Linked DNA regions of Mus musculus: region 2 is linked to region 1. Evidence: chromatin loops called from intact Hi-C (ENCODE). Cell type or tissue: gastrocnemius. All regions are shown on one strand. Links, peaks and the distances in the headings refer to the core of each region. The heading gives the core; the rest is flanking DNA. Region 1 overlaps Jade1 (jade family PHD finger 1). Region 2 has its middle 6.3 kb from the start of 1700052H01Rik.

The links. Hi-C counts contacts between places; a loop is a spot of excess contacts. Peaks named below come from ENCODE experiments on the same cell type or tissue, not always from the same donor. Only the 100,000 strongest peaks of a DNase experiment are listed, where the experiment ranks them.
Region 2: it touches region 1 in a loop (2.6-fold over the local background); 5 of 42 quality-filtered maps call a loop at or near these places.

The regions. Positions count from the first base shown.
Region 1 is chr3:41,587,399-41,595,723 of GRCm38, forward strand. Jade1 (jade family PHD finger 1) reads left to right here. Exons shown (of 11, transcript NM_001130184.1): 3 at 1,536-1,624; 4 at 4,285-4,442; 5 at 6,369-6,556. Among named protein-coding and RNA genes, the nearest start is that of Jade1, 36 kb to the left of the region's middle. In gastrocnemius, for the core only: a CTCF peak has its summit at 3,870; DNase peaks (open chromatin) are centred at 1,734, 1,951, 2,248, 3,435 and 2 more places; H3K4me3 peaks cover 796 bases; H3K27ac peaks cover 1,873 bases.
Region 2 is chr3:41,345,385-41,353,709 of GRCm38, forward strand. No RefSeq gene overlaps it. Among named protein-coding and RNA genes, the nearest start is that of 1700052H01Rik, 6.3 kb to the right of the region's middle. In gastrocnemius, for the core only: a CTCF peak has its summit at 3,594 (motif pointing right); a DNase peak (open chromatin) is centred at 3,622.

The DNA of each region.
Region 1 (8,325 bases), core at 135-8,134:
TGTGTCTTCAGTTTGTTGATGTGTCTGTCTGCTGATTCTGGGCCAGGAAGGGCTTGAGTGACAGGGGGCTTCACTGTCAAATTGGTGGCTCTCTTAGGCTTTTGCTTTTTAACATCTTGGGGTTTTGTCAGTTTCTGAGAAGTGACAGGGTTCAGTGCCCGGGTGCTGTAGTGACAGACAGGAGGTGACATGAGTTATCTGTAAGTTAGGGGAGAAATGAAGGTGGTTGGGAATGCTGTTCCCATCCGGCTGCAGTTGTGTGCCTGCAGAGAGGCCACTGTAGCTGGCCACACACATGAGAAGGGGCGGCAGCAGGGCCGGATAGGCAGGAGGAGGAGCTAGGGTTTTGAGGCATTGGAAGGTTGGCCTAGGACTTGGCTGTTGACTGGCTGCCTTCTGAGGAGGAAGGAGGAGAGTCTGACTGACTTGTGGGTTTCTGGCCTCTGGTAGAAAAGGCCGTGGGATTCATCTTGGGGGCCGGAAGAGGTGAAAGTGAGCATGTTCATGCAGAGCACGGAGCTTGGGATTTTTGCTCAGAGCTGACAGATTTTAGAATGACTGGGAAGTTGATGTCTACCACCAAGGTGATACTGGCTCTGCAGCGAGCTGAGAGCGCCTAGTCTAAGAGTGCAACTCTCTTAGGCTCCCCTGGGTTCTGGTTAGAGACTCGGCTACTTCGGAACTGCTTGGAAATGGAGAGACCGTGAGAATTAGGGCCCCAGGGAGCAAGGCAGTGTGGCTTGAAGGGGGCATCTCAGGCAGGGGAGCTCAGTGCTACAGGAAAGTTTCAGGCCTGGAAACACTTAGGATTTGGGGTTTCCTGGTGATCAGCTACAGGAGGGATTGGGGCACCTCGGAAGAGCAGTGTAGTAGGTGATGTTAAAGCTGTGTGGAGGTTTCTGATTTTTCTGTGCCTCGTGGAGGCAAGTGTTTTGGGCAGGACCTTAGGTTGAGCCCGGTGATCCTGGCTGAAAACTTCCGGCATGATTTCTAGTTCATGTACCAGTGTGGGTCTGTGAGCGTCTTGAGCACAGCTCGGAGCCTGGATTATGCTGCAGGCTCTCTTGGCTCGCTGTTCACAAGGCAGAGCACCCTGTACACTGGAGCCGACAGTGATCACCTTAGAAAATGACTGGAAGGAAGGAACCCTGTCAGAGCCAGCCAGGGTGATGGCACTGCAGGTTCTCCTCCTTCGCTGAAGGTTTCTTGTAGGGGAAAGACCTCTTGACAGCTCAGTGACCTGTGCTTTTTTGCTTGTTTGTTTTGTGCTCTGTGAGGATGTGTAGATAGGTGTGGAGACCAAAGGTCGGATAGACTGCCTTCTCCTTTGTCTCTTCCGCCTGACTTTCTGAGACAAGGCCTTTCACTAAACCTCTGACGTTCAGAGTCCTATCATCACCATGCCAACTCTTTACTTGGATGCTGGGGACCTGAACTCTGGTCCTCAGGTTTGTGCAACTAGCGCCATATCGCCGCTCAAATACTGAGCCTGTATTTTTTTTTAATGGTTCCTGTTTGGATGTTTGTTTCCTCAGGCTTGTCAACGACATGGTCCCAGCATTCTCGATCCCAGCATGGGAGGAGTAGTACCTGCTCTAGACCTGAAGATCGAAAGCCTTCTGAGGTACTTCTGAATGCTTGCTTGCCTTGATCATGTGTGCTGTAAGTAAGTGCATGCGAACCTGCCGCCCACATGCCTGCCCCATGCTGTGCAGGTCTGGGCAAGTGCCCCACTTTATACCCCGGCAAGATGGTGAGAAGCAGATGTGTGCCTTGTTGCAGGAAGAAGTGAGCTAATTAATACATATAGGCTCGAACACGCAAAGCATGTTACACGTATATCATGCGCAGTGAATGTTAGCTATTATTATTAATTGTATTCTTTTTTTCCTTTCCTGTTCCGTCTTCGCTGGCTCCCAACAAGTTTTCCTCTGGCCAGGACATGAGCGGGTTCAGCTGCTGCCAAGTCACTGCCAGCCTCAAGTTAGTTTTAGCCATGGATCTGTGGCTTATTTGGCAACAAGCCAATGTGACTCTGGGAGTTTCGTTATGCTTAAGGCTTTCCCCGTCTTTCCCAATTTGTTTTCACATTTTATGTTTCCCTGATGCCCTACGTTTCGTTGTTCATTTCCCTGCTAAAATCATTTTTAGAGGCATCTGTCTCCCGCCAGCCTCGGTTGCTTAGGGGCCCCGTTGTCCTGAGACCTGCTTTCTCTGCGGCCATTCCGAGGCGCCGGGCATTGAGACCCAGGTGTCTCAGCCTGTCGGGTTCTCAGGGAAAGCTGTGGGAAAGTTGTTCTGGCATTGCACTGTTTGTGGGATGAGCTCAGTTGGCTTGTGGTGTGGTGGTCACACAGCGACAGGTGTTTCTCAGAGTCCCTTCCCATGCTGCCCCCATATAGCTGGAGAGTGCCTTGTCTAGGAGCGGAGGAGTTTCCTGGAGATGGAGTAACATCCCCTGCCAGAAAGCACTTAAGAGACCTGTTCCAGCAAACACTCACGGACGGCTGCTGTGGCCAGTGCTGCTGGCCTGGTGTCTGTTTTGACCTACAGTGCGCACTTTATTTTTTTGTGACATCGGAACGTCTCTGCACCTGTATTTTACTCTGCTGTTAAGTCCTGAGTCAGCTCTTAACTGCTACTACACCTTTCTGGTGTCCATACTATACTGCTGTTACTTCAGCCTGGGAGTGGGATTGGAGCCCTCTGAGCAGCAGGCACCACACCCTGTCCTTGCCTGGTCTGTGTCAAATCTTCTGAGTGCAAAGTGCTTTGTACGTAAAGCACTCGGGTAGCCGTCACCCCTGCCCTTGGTGTCTACTTGGCACTGAGCTTTGGGCCAGAGCCTCTCCCAGGTCTGTAGGAATGGAGCTGCCTTTTCTCATCTCCTTCCTCAGTCTGCCTTCCTTTCTTTGGCAAATTTGCGTGTTTTCTTGTACAGCTTAGCTGGGCTCTCTTTTACCTGATTTGCTTGGTGTGGACTCACAACTTTGACCTCAAAGCCCTTTTCCTTGGGGTTGGGTTGCTGTAGGCTTATGATCAGGGGCTTTTGTCTCATGGTGAGATCTTTGCAGAAGGGACACAGTCAGTCTGTTGCTTAATGGGACTGTAGATGTTAAGAGTGGCATCCTGGCACAAGACCAGTATTGACAATGACAGCGAGAGAAGCGGCCTTTTAATTCAGACCCTACCCCGTACTTTCATAAGATGAAGTTTATTAAAGAGAACACCAGTCTGAAAAGCCAACAGGTGTATACTGTGACCCGTGCTTAGCAGCACAAGAAAGCGCTTCCTGTCCCGAGTGAGGGAGTGCATTGCATCTCTGTGGCTCTGTACACTGAGCAGAGCATCTGGATCCAGGCGCATGCTGCTCGTGATACATGGCAGGGCTTCCTGGTACACACATCCTCACATGGCAGTGGGCTGAGGACAAGGCCGGAGAGGGAAGCAGCTGTGTGGCCCTGGCTGCCAGACAGGGTGCTGTACGGTCAGTCAGCCTCGTCGATTCGGATGGCAAGGGCCCATGAGTCAGGGGTGCTGCCTCCCCACAGTTTGCTTATCTTTGCTGTCTGTGATGAGTTAGGGTGCTTTCTTAGAAGGTGGGCACAAGCTGAGTCTTGATGGCAGTGAAAACAGGGTTGGTTCTGTCTTTCCACAGAAACTTGCTTCCAGGGCTGACGGCATCCTGTGACGTGGGACAACAGGGCTCTAGTGTTCCACTCCTAGATGTTTGCAGGCCTGCATTTCTGCCTGCTGTCAGCCAAAGTGGACCTTGCTCTCACCACCCGCCTGCCCCATGTGCTAGCACTTCAGGAGATTGGCCGCTTCTTTAGCAGTTAGTTTAGAAGATAGTGACCTCTACCGGGTGGTTCTAGATTCTGCCTTGAGGTTAATTGGCTAATGAAGTTTTGTTTTAAAACATGGGCTCGAAAGAGAGCTCTCCGTAGTGGCTTGTCATTCCCTGAAGGATTTCCAAGAGCCTGTGTTCAGCAGCCCTTGGTGAATTGAGAGGTCTTGGAGAGGGGAGCGGTTGTGTTTTGTGCAACAGTTATGTTGAGTCGATACAATCACTGCACCCTCTGCTTGTGTCGGCTGAAGGAGCTGGAGCCCACTTCAGTCCTGGGCGAGGGGAAGGAGTGTCGGGTGGAGTGAAGGGTTTCTGTAACAGGGCACTCTTACTCTGTTGATACCGTGACCTTGTTATGGGCAGCTCCATGGTGCCCTTGCAGCTGCCAGTGCTCTGAAATGAATGCCTGTGCCACTGTCCCTTTCTCGTCTCCCCAGGTGTTTAGGACCGACCTGATCACTGCCATGAAGTTGCATGACTCCTACCAGCTGAACCCGGATGACTACTACGTGCTGGCTGATCCCTGGAGACAGGAGTGGGAGAAAGGGGTCCAGGTGCCTGTGAGCCCAGGGACCATCCCACAGCCTGTGGCCAGGTAGGCACCCTGGATAGACGCGTGCTTCTCTGCTCTCCTCCCTGCAGGCATAGAAGCTGAGAGTTAGCGCTGTAGTAACATGAGGCCTCACAAGAGGCAGAAATGTAGAAACTGTTCAGGCGCTGAGGGCGGTGAGTCAGAGGGCAGTGGCCTCTGAATTTAGCACATTATCGCAGGGGGTGAGCCCTCTTACTGGAGAAGAGAAGGTCCAAGATGTTTTTGGGAATGACCGACTAGGCGAAGTCTGATGTTACTGTCTGTTTCTCTCTGCATTCTATGTCACTTCACTGAGTGGCTTAGTGGGAGCCGTGGTGGCCTTGGTGCTTCGGGCAGTGGCTGATTGTATTTTAGGAGCTGACAGTGTCCGATGAGGAATTTGAGCTGTGGACAGGCTCTTTGCAGACGCTGGTGTTTCCTCTTGATCTCCTGCCGTGTCGCTCACCTCTCCCAACATGTCCTCGATCTTCCTTTGGGACAGGCTGTGTCGAGTTGGTACCTTTTTTCCCCACTTTTGCATATGAGGATGGAGTGCCCGATAGCTCTGCCAGCATCTGGCTGGCTCCTTGCTGTGTGAAATAGCCTCTCTTACCATGGATGAGTATGGACTAAATTCACTTCTTGGCCCTTAACTCCTTAGACACTTGATTGGTTTGATTACCATCATTTTGGGATCTCTGTTCAAATTATATGATAGTATACTATGGCTAGACAGGCATAGGTGACCACCAGGAGTCACCTGCTTCTTCAGATGAGGGTCATGGCCTGTGAAGCGGGTCTCAGGGCGCACAGGATGGGGATGGTCCCTTTTGGCCAGCACCGGCAGGCTGTCAGTCTAGGAAGCCGTGCCAAGGCAGGATGAAATGACTTCATAATAGATAGACTGGAGCGTTTCACTTGATACCTGTTCTTGCTCAAGCAGGAGAAATACATCCAGTTTGTCTGCCCATCTCTGTCACACAGATAAGTTCTTCCTGTCAGTTCCAGGGTGAATAACGTATAAACTCTGGGCATCCTGTTGGTGTGAATGTATGTGGTCAAAACCAGACGTGGCAGGACTGTGACCACAGAGCCTCTGCTGGGCTCCTGGCCCGAGCTGATTTGCTCCTTTTGTGCTGTCCCTAGTCTGGCTAGGGTGAGGTGGAATTCTCCCGTGCTCACAGCTTGTAAGGGGGTGGTGGTAGAGGAATTGTCTGGGGCCATATGTTCATGGACCATGGGCTCTGGCGCTTAGAATAAAGGAATGGCAACAGCCCAAAGTTCTCCCTCAGTCTTTTTGGAAGGTGAGAATTCAGAGGTGTCCCTTGTGGTCCTCAGCGTGTGCTGTGCACATCCAGCTTGTGGCTGTCCCTGCCGTCTCTGTTCCTGAGAACTCAGTGCTTAGCAAGTTCGTCCCTGTTCTGACAACTTCCGGGGGGCAATGAGCAAGCACCAATAATGGAAAGGGATTTAGAAACCAACCCTTGAAATATCTTTTCTTTTAAAATAAATTTATTTATTTATTTATTTTGTTTTTTGACACAGGGCTTCTCTGTATCGCCCTGGCTGTCCTGGAACTCACTCTGTAGACCAGGCTGGCCTCGAACTCAGAAATCTGCCTGCCTCCGCCTCCCAAGTGCGGGATTAAAGGCATGCACCACCGGTGGCCGGCTTAAGTTTATTTGTTGTAGTTTGGGAGCAGACTCTGTTGGAGATGTGGTAGGGTGTTGTGCTGGGAAGGAGATGGCTGTGGAAGGCTGCAGCATCTGCTTCCATTCTGGGTACTTTGAAGATTTCTAGCTGAGGTGTTGCTCTCATTTGGTTTCAAATTCTTAGACTATATGAACATAGGGATGGTCTGGCTTGGGGGTTGGAGGAGGAAGTTGCCCCTGACAGTTTCTTCTACAGGACAGAAAGGGTAATCTGGCTGTTTGTTTTCTTATTAACCAGGGTTGTGTCTGAAGAGAAGTCTCTCATGTTCATCAGGCCCAAGAAGTACATCGCGTCGTCCGGCTCTGAGCCCCCAGCGTTAGGCTACGTCGATATCCGGACTCTGGCAGACAGTGTGTGTCGGTATGACCTCAATGATATGGATGCTGCGTGGCTGGAAGTAACCAATGAAGAATTTAAGGAGATGGGTGAGACTGTTACTTCATTAACTCACATTGGAGAGAGGGCTGGTTAGTCCGCAGTGACTCATATAGAGTCCCTGAGAGGTTGGAGCTCACTGTCACAGCCACCTATGTCACCAGAGTCCCAGCTCTTTGGAGACCAGATTGCTTGTGTGGCTTTGGCACTTGCAATGAGACATACAGTCCACTTGGAGCTCCTAGCGCAGTGGTGGACTGCGGGGCGGAAGCCTGACTTGTTTCTGACTTGAATTCCTGTCCCCGTCTGCTTCTACCCTTACTTACCATACAGGAACTGCAGCCCAGGGAGCAGGAGGACTGGGCCAGTGCCCTGCTCCTCTTTACTGCTGTGATGCCAAAGTCCCATTTTTACTGCCTGCAGCCTGCTGTTTCTCAGACGGAGCCTACAAAGTCAGCTTCAAACCCTCTTGTTTTTACCTCTTTAACTCTTTCCTGGCTTTCTGAGTGAGGTGTGACCCTGGCTGAGAGCCCAGACTTGGATAGTTTCTCTGCTGGGTTGGACCTTAAGACCTCAGTTACCCGCATTTCATGGTGTGGAGGCTGAGGTGGTCTCCTTATGTTCTAGCCTTTCTTCCCCAGGGTTGTTATAAAAGTTTGTCTGGAGTGTCCGTGAACTCAAGTTTAAGACATTTGTGTGGTGGAAGCAGGGTTGGGAAGTGTGACTTGGGCACATTGTGACAAGTCACGTGTGTTTGGCTTCAAAGGTTGGAAGGGCAAGGGCTGTTTAAAGTTGTGTTCCCATGGAGCCTGTCTCAGCCTGGACTCTGATAGCAGCTTTTCCTGCTGCCAGCCAGTTGATGGGACTGACCATGACTGAGCTGGGAACGTTGGTATTTTCTACTGGTTAGTTACTGAGATGTGTCAACAAAGTAGATTTTCTTGCTCTTGTTCCCTGCTTTAAGTATTACTGGTCAGAACAGTAGCAAGCCAGGGATGGTTTTAGAATCTGTTTAAAAGGAACTCTCCTGTAACTAAATGATGTATTATGCCACTGTAGAAGATTCAGTTTTGTCTTTTGAGCTGGCCAAATGCTTTACACCGCCTGTATAAAACCACCCAGAAAACTGACTCATTTGGCAAGTTGTAGGTGTCCAGTTCAGGATCCAGCCGAAAGATTGGCAATTCAGTGGTTTAAATACTAAGAACTCATGTGTTCACAGCTGTGAGTGCAGGGCAGCTGTGAGTGCAGGACAGCTGTGAGTGCAGGGCAGCTGTGAGTTCAGAGCAGCTGTGAGTTCAGAGCAGCTGTGAGTGCAGGACAGCTGTGAGTGCAGGACAGCTGTGAGTGCAGGACAGCTGTGAGTGCAGGACAGCTGTGAGTGCAGGGCAGCTGTGAGTGCAGGGCAGCTGTGAGTGCAGGGCATGAGCGCAGGGCAGCTGTGAGCGCAGGGCAGCTGGCGTTCAGAAGAGGGTGCTGGCTCCCCTGGAGTTGAAGCTACAGGAGGTTGTGAGCTGCCCTACATTAGTGCTATGAACTGAAGTCTGGTTCTCTGAAAGAGCAGCAAGTGTTCTTAACTGCGGAGGCACCTTTCCAGCTCACCTCCAAAATCTTAAAACTTGAAAATGTGGTGGCTTTGCAATAACGTGTGTAAGCTATAGGCCTGAATTATATTTCTTCTCTTTTTCCCCCTTTCGCACCCCCCTTCCAGGTCCTAGTATAGCTTGTACTGGCCTGAAACTCATTACCATTATAGACTTCATGTATTGCAGGCATGAGCACTGTGCCGGACGCTGACTTTCTTTAGGACTCCTGTCTG
Region 2 (8,325 bases), core at 194-8,193, 240 kb before region 1:
GAGTTCAAATCCCAGCAACCACATGGTGGCTCACAACCATCTGTAACAAGATCTGACGCCCTCTTCTGGAGTGTCTGAAGACAGCTACAGTGTACTTACATATAATAAATAAATAAATCTTTAAAAAAAAAAAAGAAAAAAAAGAAAATATGCACATCACTGATAAGTGGATGTTAGCCCAGAAGTTTAGAATACCCAAGATACAATTTGCAAAACACATGAAACTCAAGAAGAAGGAAGACCAAAGTGTGGACATTTCAATCCTTCTTAGAAGGGCGAACAAAATACACATGGAAGAAGTTACAGAGACAAAGTTTGGAGCAGAGATTGAAGGAATGACCATCCAGAAACTGTCCCACCTGGGGATCCATCCCATAAACAACCACCAAATTCAGACACTATTGCAGATGCCAACAAGAGCTTGTTGACAGGAAACTGATATAGCTCTCTCTTCTGCTAGTGCCTGACTAATACAGAAGTGGATGCTCACAGTCATCCATTAGACAGAGCACAGAGTCCCCAATGAAGGAGCTACATAAAGTACCCAAGGATCTGACAGGGTTTGCAGCCTCATAGGAGGAACAACAATATGAACTAACCAGTAACCTCAGAGCTCCCTGGGACTAAACCACCAATCTAAGAAAACACATGGTAAAACTCATGTCTCTAGCTGCATATGTAGCAGAGGATGGCCTAGTTGGCCATCAATGGGAGGAGAGGCCTTTGGTCCTGTGAAGGTTCTATGCCCCGGTATAGGAGAATGCCTGGGCCAGGAAGCGGGAGTGGGTGGGTTGGGGAGCAGGGAGAGGAGGGAGAGGATAGGGGATTTTCAGAGGGGAAACCAGGAAAGGGGCTAACATTTGAAATGTAAATAAAGAAAATATCTAATTAAAAAAAAGAAAAAGGAAAAAAAGAAAGTATGCACAATTCTGATTAATGCATCAGTTACAATAGGCAATGTATTTTATACATAAAACATGTTTTACGTGTTTCATAGTTTAAAAGGCATATGTGTGTGTGTGTATTATATATATTCATTCACAGTTCTGTTTGAGTGGTAGAAACAGACTCTATTAAATGAGTACAGTGAGCTTCTGTGAAGCAGTCAGCAAAACACTCAGAAATATCGACAATGAAGAGAAAGACATCGATATTTTTTCATTTTATAACTGTGACAGAGAGGGAAGAACTCAGCTGGGACACAGTTGAAGTCATAGAGAAGTACTGGACCTGGGGTTGAGTCTCCACTCATAGCAGGCCTGTGAGCTCACAAGTTCCTTGGGCCGCAGGCCTGTGGATTCTCGCCTGATGCCCACTGTGATTAACATAGTAAAGCACCCACATCGTTTCTCACATCCCGCATCCCGTCTGCGAGCATCGCTCTGTGCGTTGGGAGACACTGGATAGATCGTTCTTCTCCAGGGTTTCCGTGAGTTACTTCCCATCAGGATCCCTGAGCTACCCTCCCGCCCCACCCCCACCCTCACCCCAGCCGCTCTCTTGGCTACTTTTTCATGCTAAAAGGAGAGGAATCCTACAAGCCGGATGAGTCAGGGTGTAAACCAAGTGAGGGCCTCTGGATACAGGCTTGCCTGGTCCAATTTGGATGACTAGAGAGGCGGAGCATACTTATTCTCTGCTGGCTTGCTCTGAAGAATGTGGGTCTCAAAGCTGTCTCTTGCAGTGGTTGGAAGTGGCCATCCAACTCCTTAGTGTTGTGTACTTAACTACACTGTTCACTCTTTTCCCTCTGGAAACACAGGAAGAACGGTGTTTGAAGAGCTGCCTGTGCTCTTGAAAGGCTTTCTCTAGTATGACTCCCCTTCTTAGCACCTCGGCAGTGTTTGCCATGCAACCCAATCAATTCACTAAATTAAATATACGCTGTGTGAGATGTGAGCACAGAAAAACCCGCTGGGAGCAAAATAAATGCAAAGTGAGATATATCGTCCTTCCTCCCAAACAAGTCCCTAAGCCTCTGTCCTGGCTTTGACACATTTTGATACCTAACCCATAATCGCGATAGTACTCAGAAGTGTGCTAAAGATTGAGAACTCAGTGGAAAAAGAAAAATCCCAAACACAGGCTGTCCTGGGTTTCTGTTGTCAGTTGTTCTGTTGGTGGTGGTGTTTGTTTGCTTGTTTGTTTCCTTTTTTTACTATTTTTCTTTTCAACCTTGCAGAAGTCAGAGCTATCAGATAAAAAAGAACTACAGCTGAGAAAATTCTTCTAGAAGATTGGCCTTTAGGCACGCTTTGGGGCATGTTCTGGGAGGGCCCCACCCTTGTGGGTGGTCTGGGCAGGTGGTAGATAAGAAGGTAGGCTGAGCAAGCAATAGCTGAGTTCTTCCACGGCCTCTGCATCGGTTCCTGCCTTGAGTTCCTGCCCTGACTTAACCTCAATTATAGACTATAATATGGAAGTATAAGCCAAACAAACCCCTTCTTTCCCCCAAGTTGCTTTTGCTCACGGTGTTCTATCATAGCAATAAAAACCTTAACTAAGATTTTGTGCTATACAATATTGATTAAAAGGAACTAAAGAATTTCTGCGCCGTGTTGGGTAGCTTTGACGAATTTCCCAGTACTCCAGCTTTTTAGTCTTGCCAATAGTATAGCAGAAATCTTAGCTCAGGCGGTACAACCTACAAACTAACCTTTACCACAATATGCTGCCATCAGTCCCAAAGGAGCCAGGCAGCACAGAAGGTCCCTGTGGACCGCTTTAAAGCAGTGTCCATATTGTTAGAAAGTGCATTCTGAGACCATTGTAGCAAGTGGTTCTCCCATCATGTCTGTGAGAAGTTTTTGCTGTGTGTGCATTTCATTTTGAGATTCAAGAGGCCCATAGATACCTAAATCTACATTCTCTACAGAGTCTGGTCCCCTACAGAATACTAAGCATTAAATATTAAGCAACTGTAATAATGTTACTATCCATGATGAATGTCTTAAGTTTAATGTTTAATTCTTGCAAACCTCCAGGGAGTTTGGCTCCTCTGCCTTCTGTTGTTACACCTTCCCACTGTAGCGCTCATATGGAAACATTTGCTTAATCCTCAGAACGACCTGTGTGCACTGCATTATTGGCTTTATATTTTTGCAAATGAGGTCCAAGAGATTGGTTGACTTGTCTAAATCTTACAACTAACTAAATGCCAAGGCCAGGAGTTGAACAGTGGCATGGAGATCTGAAGTCTCACCTCTCAGGGCAGCCACATTGCTACTCATGAGACTCAATCTTCAAAGACCACTTCAGGAAAAGAGAAGACTCGTGTGTGTGTGTGTGTGTGTGTGTGTTCATGTGCACACGCACACATGCACTCAAATGGATAAATATCAGAAGAGGGCATCAGATCTCCTGGCTCAGTCTCAGGCTGTTGTGTGCACTCTGACACTGGTGCCGGGAACCCCACCCAGACCCACTGCCAGAACAGGAAAAAAAAATCTAAAACAGGGGCTGTTTCTCCAGTCCCTTGGCCTCGGTTTTTAAAACCAAGCTTTTAAAGCTCTTGGAGTTATTTTGAAGTAGCTGTAATGGTGTGGAGCCAGGGTTATCTGAAGCTGTCCCAGTGGTCAGGAGTATTGACCCATTTCCACCAGCAGGGGGCAGTTGGCATTTCTCCATTTGTTTCTTGGTATGGAAGCAATGAGGGCCCTGGCTGGCTACCACAGCTGCCCAAATTGGGTAGACAAAGGGCAACAGAACCAGCTGAGGGGGTACTGTTGTTGTTTTGTAAACAGTCTCTCTCTCTCTCTCTCTCTCTCTCTCACACACACACACACACACACACACACACACAACACACACACACACTATTGAGTCCATCTAATGTGGTTCATTGGTGCACGTGTTTAGAGCTGACCACTTAGGACCGGATGTTCTATTAGGGACCTGTCCCTGGAGAACACCGACTCTCCCTCTCTCAGCAGCCACTGATGTCCGTAGCTCTTCATCTAGGTGTGGGGCCTGCTGAGATTTCCCCGTCCATGTAGACACTTCAGTTGGTGTGGTCACTATCCAGGTCTTGATTAGATGATCATATTGTTGAGATTTCATGAGCTTGCCCTGTCATGTTGCTAGATAGAAAATTCTGCCTAGCAACGGGCATTCAAAATAGCCTCTCTTGCATCCCAGGCTAGTCCAGAACTTACCGTGTGCCAGAAGATAGCCTACATTTGAGCTTTCAGGTGTGCACTGCCAAATTCCATTTGTGTGATGCTGGGGACTGAACCCAGGACTTTGAGCATGCGGGCCATGCACTCTCTCAACCCATCATTTCAACTCAACCTCAGCTTAGTGTAATTCTCAAAAGGTCTTGTGAAACCCTTGATAATGCTGTCCAGTAGAATTCATCACAGCACTGTACTGGGTTTCTTTCCAAAAACCTAGATACATTTTATCAACTGAAAAGAAAAAAAAAGTTCAAGATTGTGCTATTCAACTTTGTTATCCAAGATGAGGAAAGTGGCTTAAATATGTTACTAATTATTATAAATCCAGTCTGTGCTTGTCTTTCATAATCGAGAAGCGCAAGGTCTGTGGAGGAGGCTGATGACAATGGTCTGTTCACATTCTAGAAGCACGCCTTTTCCCTCCATCGCATAAAAGTCGCTGAATAAAGAAAATCACAGATTTATATTATCCTGAGCAGCTGAGTTATGATTCAGTAACAAGTCAGTCAAGGCTAGGGAAATGGCTGACAGCCTGGTGGTGTGATTATTATGAACAATGGTGGAGTGTGAGAAACATAAGGAAAAGACTTGGCCTCCAGAAGCATCGTGCATGTGCAGCCCCACAGCTCTGTGCAGAGGGACTTCAGGGCGTCTCGGCCTTCTTCCTCATCTTCAGCCCCCAACACCTTGCTTCCATCCTTTTCCAAATACAACCAGGAAGATGGTAAAACCAAATACGGATGGACATGCCACCATGTCCAGTTTTGTTGCAGTTGTAGTTGTTGCTGTTGGGTGTTTTGTTTTTGTTTGTTTGATTGATTGATTTTTGGTTTGTGTTTTTAAACACGGGTTTTGGGAATCAAAGTCAGGTCTTCATGCTTAAAAGGCAAGCACTTTACTGAGCAAGCTGTCACCTCCAGCTGCTCCTCAGAATGTCAAGGTGATTCCAGTAGCTCAGGGCCCTCTGTCCCAGATGATAAGTAGATCTGAAGCCAAGGCTTCCCGTGCCTCCTGTGGAAATCTTAGCCGGCCTAGGAAATAAACTTGTAAGTGTGTGGTTAGCAGGGGAAGGGATGAAGTTTTATTACAATTTTGTCTTCCTTGTGGGGACTTCTCAAGAAAGGGACAGATGCAGGGGGTGGGGGAGGGGGCAGGTGACTGAGGGAGGGTGACAGTGGCTTTACAAAAGATAAATGAAGAATGGACAGGAGACAGAATAGCTGCTTAAAGTTCAGTTTGGGCAGAGTGTTCTAGTACCCAGCTTCTCTTCTTGTCTGTGACAGGAGACAAACAGCTTTATATTCTGCCTGAGCTGATGTCCCAGAACCTAGTGACAAGAATTAAGCTCTAACTCATGAAATACCAAGGGAGGGAATTTTGACAGTTCAGTCCCATTTTTAGAATTCTAAAAAAAAAAAAATATTTATTTGTTTGTTTGTTTGTTTGTTTGTTTTGTGTGTGTGTGTGTGTTTGCACAGGCATGTGCATACACATGACCCTGCACATATGTACAGGTCAGAAAACACCTTGCTAGAATCAGTTCTCATCCCCTATAATATGTGCTTTCTGGGAATCAAACTCATGTTATCAGTCTTGGCGGCAAGCACCTGCGTCCAGTGAGCCATCTTGCTGGCCCCAATGCAATGGCTTTCATCGAATCCATCTTTAGTTACTTAGAGAAGTTTAGAGGAAGTTGTTCCTTAGCACTTGCTGTTTCTCAGCTGCCTCTGCTTCAGAACAATCCACTGTGGAGTTGTGTCCTGGCACCTTTCGTCCATCTCACGGAGAACTCACTGCTACCGTTGCAGAATTTTAACATGGGAGAGCCTGGAGGTATGTCCCTGTGTTAGTCAGTCAGTACTGTAGTGAAAACTCCCACTACTGTGCTGCATGCAACAGGAACAAAGTCCTTGCGGTTCTAGAAGCTGAGTTGGTCAACTTCCAAGTGCTTGCTGGGTGGTTGTATCATTAGACTGGCTGCCTTCTTGCTTAGAGAACACTTAGAGAGAGCTGCCTTTCTGCGGTGTCTCTGATAAGCACTCAACCTCTATCATACCAGAGTCCTCCATAGACCATCTTGATCACCTGTAGTTGCTCTTCACAGGACTCATCTCCCCATTTAGGAGACAGCACCAATGCTCCAACACACTCCCGTAGAAAGAAACTCAGCTTACTTCTCCGCAGCCCCTTTCCCCGAGCGGTGGCGTTGACTTCCCAGTCCAGATGAGACCCTCCCCTGTGACTGTTCAGGACACTTTCTTAAATAGGAAAAAAAACAATCAATAGGATTTCCTTTCCAGAGAGGCTGTGATGGTTGGTTTTAATGTCAACTTGCCACAAATTAGGATCTCCTAATTAGGGAGCCTCAGTTGAGAAATTGTCTTAATTGCCTAAGTGATGTGGGAAGACCTACCCTCAAATGTGGGCGGCACCTTCTGGAAGCAGCCCAGATGAAAAGGAGCATGCGCAGCAGAAGGACGACCATACACCCTGGGCTTACTGGGCCTTCCCTCTTGCCACTGAGCTGACTTCCCTGATGCTGTTCCTGATTCTGCCTTCATGGTAGCTGGACCAGTGTGTCCATCACTGACCGAGGACCAACAAACCTCCACAACCTAGATTAGTATTGCCAAGGCACGAAGTCCCATGGAGGAAGCAACCACCAAGTTCTGGGTTCTAGGCCTCTTCAGGGTGAGATAGATTGCATCAGTGAGACTACTCTGGCTGCCAAGGCACCAGCCTTCGAACCAAACAACTACAGGCTCTCAGCTTCCTTCTTGAGTGTGATTTAGCTGTTGTTGCTTTTCTGAAGAGAACTGATCTAATAGTTTTTAAATATTTGTATTGATCATATTGGTTCTGTTCTTCTGCAAAGCACTGACTAGTGCTGCAGCTTTTGAGTTCTACGGAGGCTGCAGCAGTCACAATGTAGAAGTTTTGCTTTTTATTATTATTTTAAGTATATGGGTGTTTTGCCTGCATGTATGGTATCATGTGAATGCCCACTACCCTTGAAAACTAGTGAGGGTATTAAATCTCCTGTAACTGGAGTTATAGATGGTAAGTTACTATGTGGGTTCTGGGAATCGAACCTCGGTCCTCTTGAAGAATAACCAGTGCTTTTACCTGCTGAGCCATCTCTTCAGCATCTCCAATGTGGAGTTTAAAGGGTGTCTCTGAACTCCCTCTGAGGGTACTGGAAATGTTTGGGTGTGCACTCACAATACACATTAGAATGGCCTAAATCAAAATCTCTTTCTTCTGTAACTCAGTACATTTGACATATAATTCTACCTGTCTCTGGGGACCTGAGATCCTCCAGAAAATGCCTTGCTCTTTAGTGACCCCCAGTGTGATTTTGTCTCAGATAAGGCAGGGTCCCAGTACCATGTTCTGGCACACAAACCATTCCTGGTTAAAAAAAAAAAAAAAAAAAAAGCTAGCAGCTGCAGGGGAAGCAATTGAAGTTGTTAACTTATTTTCTTCCAACCCTGGAAAGGGCATTTCCTTTGTTCTCAGCTGGCCAAAAATGCTTTAAAACCCTCAAGCAGGAGTTTACAAATGCAGTGTCAGGATGGCTTTATCAGTTTGACCTCCTTTTCCAGGCTGGAGGAACCTGTGTGTGTGGTCTCCTAACATCACCTGTCTGAAGACACGCCCCCTGTGGAGGTGTTGACAGGAAACAGGGGGATCCAGCGACAGAGACTGCTTTCAGGACACTTCAGACACTCCCTTTTGTCTTTTCAGCCCTTTGGGAGATTTTGATCCAATCTGCCCCAGTGAGATGCTCTCAACAGTACAAGAGGAAAGGAAAGGAAAGGAAAGGAAGAAAAAAAAAAACCCTTCCATTTTCCTCCTAAGAAACGGTATTTTATTTCTGGATGAGAAGGCCTTTGGAAGGAAGGTCCTAGAGTGATACAGGAACAATCCTTTCCCAGCTGTTGAACATCAGCAGGCTGTGTCCAGTGCGAAGAGGCAGCTCCTAAAATATCTGCCAAAGGGACAGCTTGGAGGGCAGAGTCTTTAAGGAGCCACACGAGTGTTACTAACTCTCTAATAATGGTGTGATCTCTGTGTCAGGGCAGCAATCTTCATGAGCCCTGTTCATAAGGAACAGAGTGTGCGGAGACGGCCCAGTGGGAGTGGAGGC